Regions from separate parts of the Homo sapiens genome. Here region 1 is linked to region 2. The links are chromatin contacts, found by Hi-C in ENCODE. All regions are on one chromosome and are shown on one strand. Each heading gives the region's core, a stretch centred on a gene start or an enhancer-like site at or near the end of the contact. The rest is flanking DNA. Distances are from core to core; before and after follow the strand shown.

The links. A loop is a pair of places that touch in the nucleus more often than their neighbours do. Pooled maps may share reads with other maps.
Region 1: a map of naive thymus-derived CD4-positive, alpha-beta T cell shows a loop between it and region 2 (11-fold over the local background). The contact joins the promoter of TMEM214 here to the promoter of ASXL2 in region 2. A Hi-C loop is called at or near these places in 1 of 168 maps with a recorded cell type or tissue (naive thymus-derived CD4-positive, alpha-beta T cell), 2 of 37 single-sample maps with no recorded cell type and 11 of 50 pooled maps.

Annotation. Positions count from the first base shown.
Region 1 is chr2:27,031,657-27,034,356 of GRCh38, forward strand. It overlaps TMEM214 (transmembrane protein 214), which reads left to right and starts at 1,309. Exons shown (of 17, transcript NM_017727.5): 1 at 1,309-1,510; 2 at 2,411-2,610. The coding sequence starts at 1,360. RefSeq lists an enhancer at 932-1,221.
Region 2 is chr2:25,877,157-25,879,856 of GRCh38, forward strand. ASXL2 (ASXL transcriptional regulator 2) reads right to left here and starts at 1,331. Exons shown (of 13, transcript NM_018263.6): 1 at 1,010-1,331. The coding sequence starts at 1,066. RefSeq lists an enhancer at 391-440 and a silencer at 1,351-1,510.

The DNA of each region.
Region 1 (2,700 bases), core at 59-2,558, 1.2 Mb after region 2:
CAGGAACCTGTCTGCAGATGCCTCAAGTCTGGGGCTCTCCATCGCTTCCCTGACACATCTGGAACTTGGGATTGACTCTTATGGTGGGAGGCAGAGCCTGTTCTTTCTCATTGCCTGGAAGGGGAAACCCGGCCCTGGCTGTCCCAGACCCCCAGACTTTTCTCAGCCTCCCATGAGAAGAACTCAGAGGCCAGGAGCGGTGGCTCACTCCTGTAATCCCAGCACTTTGGGAGGCTGAAGAGGGTGGATCACTGAGCCCAGGAGTTTGAGATCAGCCTGGGCAACACAGCAAAACCCAGTCTCTACAAAAAATACCAAAGATTAGCCGGGGGTGGTGGTGGGTCAGGTGATCCGTGGTGGGGGATCACCTGAGCCCTAGAAGTTGAGGCTGCAGTGAGTCGTGATCGCGCCACTGAACTCCAGCCTGGGCGACAAAGCAAGATCCTGTCTCAAAAAAAAAAAAAAAAATTATTCTCCATTCTCCACCTCCTACCCCAGCTCCCCAACACTCTGCCCTTTCCTCAAGCCCCCATCCTCTTCCTTGTTCTTTGGCAATAGATTTGTATAGCCCATTAAACCCGAGGTTTAATCACTAGCAACAGTAAAGCCAGCACTTTCCTAGAAGGAAGGAAGCATTTAATCTTCAATCTCTCCCTAGATATGAGGAGCACTACTTCCCTTCCATCCTTCCAGCTCTACGAGAAAGGAAAGAAAAACAGTGGCCGGGCGCCGTGGCTCACGCCTGTAATCCCAGCACTTTGGGAGGCTGAGGGGTGGGGGTGGGGTGGGTCACTTTAGGTCAGGAGTTCGAGACCAGCCTAGCCAACATGGCGAAACCCCGTCTCTACTAAAAATACAAAAATTAGCTGGGCTTGGCAGCGGGAGCCTGTAGTCCCTGCTACTCGGGACGCTGAGGCACGAGAGTCGCTTGAACCTGGGTGGCGGAAGTTACAGTGAGCTGAGATCGCGCTACTGCACTCCAGTCTGGGCGACAGAGCGCGGCCCTGGCAATCAATCAATCAATTGATCAATAAAGGAAAGAAAAACAGAAACAGTTCTACCAAGTCTCTCAATGCCGTGGCCTTCACATCGACGCTCAATGAACGTTCTCAGAAGGGAATCTCCTCTCCTCCCGGCCTCTTCGCCTGGGCGGGGGCCGCAGGCTGCCGCGGAAGCCTCTTCCCGATGCTCTTCGCTCAGGAGAGCCCGGCCCAGGAGAGGGACTACAAGTCCCAGGCTGCCTTGCGGCGGGCGCCGGGCGCCGGGCGCGCGGTCCTGCGAGGAGACGTGGCAGAGTGCGGCGCGCTCGCGCCGGACCGGAAAGCCGGGGAAGTGGCCGAGGAGGGAGGGCTGCGAGCCATGGCGACCAAGACGGCGGGCGTGGGGCGGTGGGAGGTAGTGAAGAAGGGTCGGCGGCCTGGGGTCGGCGCCGGCGCCGGCGGCCGAGGAGGCGGCAGGAACCGCAGGGCGCTCGGGGAAGCAAACGGAGTGTGGAAATACGACCTGACCCGTGAGTACCCGCCCTGCCCCGCCGCCTACCCCAGGCCTGTCCGGCAGGGTCGCAGCGAGCGGCTCCCAGAACCTGGGCGCGAGCTCGCAGGCACATCCCCGAGCGCCACGCTTGCGTTGTCTCTTTGGAGCCTCACGGGAGGCAGACAGCTCCAGGGAAGGTTGCGGTCCTCACCTCCCAGATGAGTAAACTGAGGCCCAGTGAAGTTGGATACCTTGGCCAGGGTCATGTGTCAGAGGGGCTAGGATTCCGGTCCTCAGACTCTCAGTTCACTGCACACACTCTCCCAGCTGCCCAGGGCCCTAGCTGGTCTCTCTGGGCAGGTGTCTGAGCTTTGAAGAGGTACTGTGGATCATTATACACGGTGCCCCCTCTTTAAGTAACCAGCAGGTCATGGAGGAAGGGACAGGAGGCCCAGCAGTGGGAGAAATGACCGCCACACACTCAACACTCACCAGGAATTATAAGTGACACCTGGTTCTTCCACTGAGGAGTGGAGAAAGATTGCCACTTGTTGATTATAGAGTTGTCATGTCGGAACCAAGAGGCGTTAGGGTAGGACCAAGATGGAAAAAGCTTGTCTTCCCAGACTAGTAGCCACTCACTGAATAAGGCAAACCTCTATATCCAACCTCTCTGCTTGTTCCTACATACTCTGATTTGTCTAATGAAGAACTGCCCCATCTTTATGAAAGAGCCCATAGACTCAAGAGCTGTAATGAAAGAAGCTACCAGGAGAACAGCCTGCCCTGCTCCTTAAGCAGTCCAAGAGGAAGGGGCTTTGAGACAGGCTCTTCCCTGGAGATGAATTAGGTGGCAGTGTGGGGAAAGGGACCACTGATAGGTGAGGCCTTGGGGACTCAAGGGTGGCCTGCCTTTCTCTACCTATCTTCACCCCAGCTGCAATCCAGACCACAAGCACCCTTTATGAGCGGGGCTTTGAGAATATCATGAAGCGGCAGAATAAGGAGCAGGTCCCACCCCCTGCTGTGGAACCTAAGAAACCAGGGAACAAGAAGCAGCCAAAGAAGGTGGCAACTCCTCCCAACCAAAACCAGAAGCAGGGCCGCTTCCGCAGCCTGGAGGAAGCACTGAAAGCTGTGAGTGTGCCTAGACATGAGACGCAGAAAGAATGGGGGCTTGAGATTTAGAGAAGATGAGAGGAGGGGGAGGTGGATGGGCAGCTGAGA
Region 2 (2,700 bases), core at 81-2,580:
TCGAAGTATTACCGGCATTAATCACCATTAAAGGGGTGAACACCTCTCACTTTCCACTATTAAAATGCTGCCGTTTAATGCCCTATTACTTTTCTGCTGCACCCTCAACGATGTATGAACTTCACTATCTCCTGCCATTTCATTTCTGCATACAACATGCTTTTAATTTTTTCTTCTTAAAATATGGTAAAAGTTCTCACTAATCCTCAATATTCCACTTTTTAAAATCTACCTCTAAATTTCGTCATAACACAATTAGGGGGAAAATTGTTTTGCCCACTAATTACAACTTCATTAGGGCACCATCCCTTTGGCTAGGGTAACGTGAAGGCCGGGTAAACTACACGTCCCACCATGCATTGCTGCCTTGTTCAGAGTAGGTCTCTACGGAAACAGGAAAAAAAAAAATTCTACAAGTCCCACCTGTTACTTCGTTTCTAAACACCTCCTGCACTTTCGGCTCCAACACCAAACAAAAACAAAAGCCTCGTGATCTCTCGTCTGCTCCGGGAGCCAGACAAACAGGGGGCCCGGGGTCACAGGCACGTCCGCTGTAACGGGTAAATTCTATCCAGCTCCAGCGCTCCCCTCTCCTTTCCGGGGCTGGATGCACGCACAAGCCTTCTCCTATCTGCATCCAATGGGGGCTCTCCAGCCGCACAAGGGAGAAGAACCGGTTACCGTGCAAGCACCACAGACTTCCCCGTGCCGGGGCGAGGGCTACCACAGAGCGGAGGTGATATCGGCTCGACCCCAAAAGACAGCCTCAAAACACTGAGAGGACTCGCCGCAGACGCCGAGGGACGCCACGGCCCCGCGGCTATCACGTTCCGCCGGGCGCCTCCATTCCCACAGGGATCGCAACCCCGACACTAACCGCCGCCCTCTCCGCGCGGTTTTGTGCCCCTTCAGCCGGGTCCCTGGGCCAGTGACCTCCCTTTCCCTGCGACTGGCGGGCGACAAGGGAACAAAATCCTCCCGGCCTTCCCCTTCGCTCCCTCCCCCTTACCGTCTTGGCGGCCTCCGCCCAGGTCCTGCCCTTCTTCCTACGTCCCTTTTCCCTCATGTCGGGTCTTGAACTGACTGGGAGGCTCCCGTGTCCGGGCTCCGGCCGCCCTCCCTGCCTGCTCTGCCCTGCGCTGCTTTTCCCGCGGTGCCGGGAAAGGTGGGAGAAAAGGGAAGTCAGACCGGGGGGGCACCCAAGCAGAGGAAGCGGCGGGGGTGGTGCGCGGGGGGGTCTATGGGGCGGCCGGTCCTCTTGCTGCCGTTGCCACTGCTACCGCCGCTGCCATATTGGGTTCTTACTGTACAGGCTGCCGCTACGGTCATGTGACCGCTCCCGCGCGGCCGTCACTACTGTACGCAGCCGGCCGCGCGAACGAGCGCGGGCGCGCCCCCGCCTCCCAAGCCCGGCCGCTGAGCTATCGAGCCGGCGGTCTGCGGTACCTCGCCACGCCCCCGCCCTTCCGGTCTCCGCCTCTCCGCAGGAGCATGCGCGCCAAGGAGGCCCCGGCAGTAGCTGTAGTCTGACGCCTGGCGCTCACACCTACAGCGAATATCTGCCTGCGGAAGCGGAACCTGTGCCATCCGGGAAAGCTTACTGAGCGGATCCCGCCTCTTGCGAGGCGCTGCACAGGCTGTGTAGACCTGGGGAGCTGAACTCTTCCCTCAGTGGGTGGCTCTGCCAACTATCACTTTAGATCAGCCCTGCGTTTGTGTTTTCTCATTTATTTGCATTTTTACAGAGGTTATCTTTTTGAAGATAGGCAACAATTCTCGTCTGCCTATTAACCCCATTCGATAGGCGAAGCAACTGAGATTGAGTGACTTGCCAAGCTCATAAGTCTGGGATGTAGAGAAACCAAAAATCAAATTGCCAGCTCAGAGCCCTTTCCATCTCCCCAGAATGCCTCAAACTTAGGTGACTTTGTTTTTAAGGCCACCAGTAACTGCATCCATGCTTTTACATGTGAAGCTACTCATCAATGACAGAAATGGTGTCTTCTTTATTTCGGTGAGCTCAGTCCCTAGCATAGTGCCTGTACATATCAGGCGCCCAGTAAATATTTGCTGAATGATTCACCTATTTCTGTGGTCAGAGACCATTATTTGTAGTATCCGTAACAGCTTTCTGAAAGATCCAGAATGTGGCATCTTCTCTTACATCATCTACACCTTGATACCTTGCAAAGTAAGAAGAATGTAGTAACAACTGCTGATCTCCCAAATCCACCTGCTTCCAGAAGCTGCTTCCAAACAATCCAGTAAACTTACTATAGTGTGAAATAGGACTGAGGATTGGATTGCCTCTTGGGAGGAAAGACAGGTGAGAGCAATACTTAAAGTTTATGGATGCGTTTCAGAAATTCATGGACTCCCTAAAATTATGAACTATATTTTGTGTGTTATATGTGAATTTTTTAAGAGGATTCATAACTTTTCCTCCATTTTTCAAAAAGGATCTGTTGTGCAAAAAAAAAAGAGAAAAAGATATTAAAGGGAGTTTGAGAGGCCATCTAGAAGTATCTAGATACTTCCTTATATTTCCGTTCAGTCATGGATCAAACAGCCTATTTCAGCAATTGATATGGATATATTTTCCCAAATGTCTTTGGTAATTCATAGCCTTATGCATTACACAGGTAGTATGTACCACCTCCCTCCAAAGCTTATGTCTGTAGTCTAAGAAGGCCTTCTCGC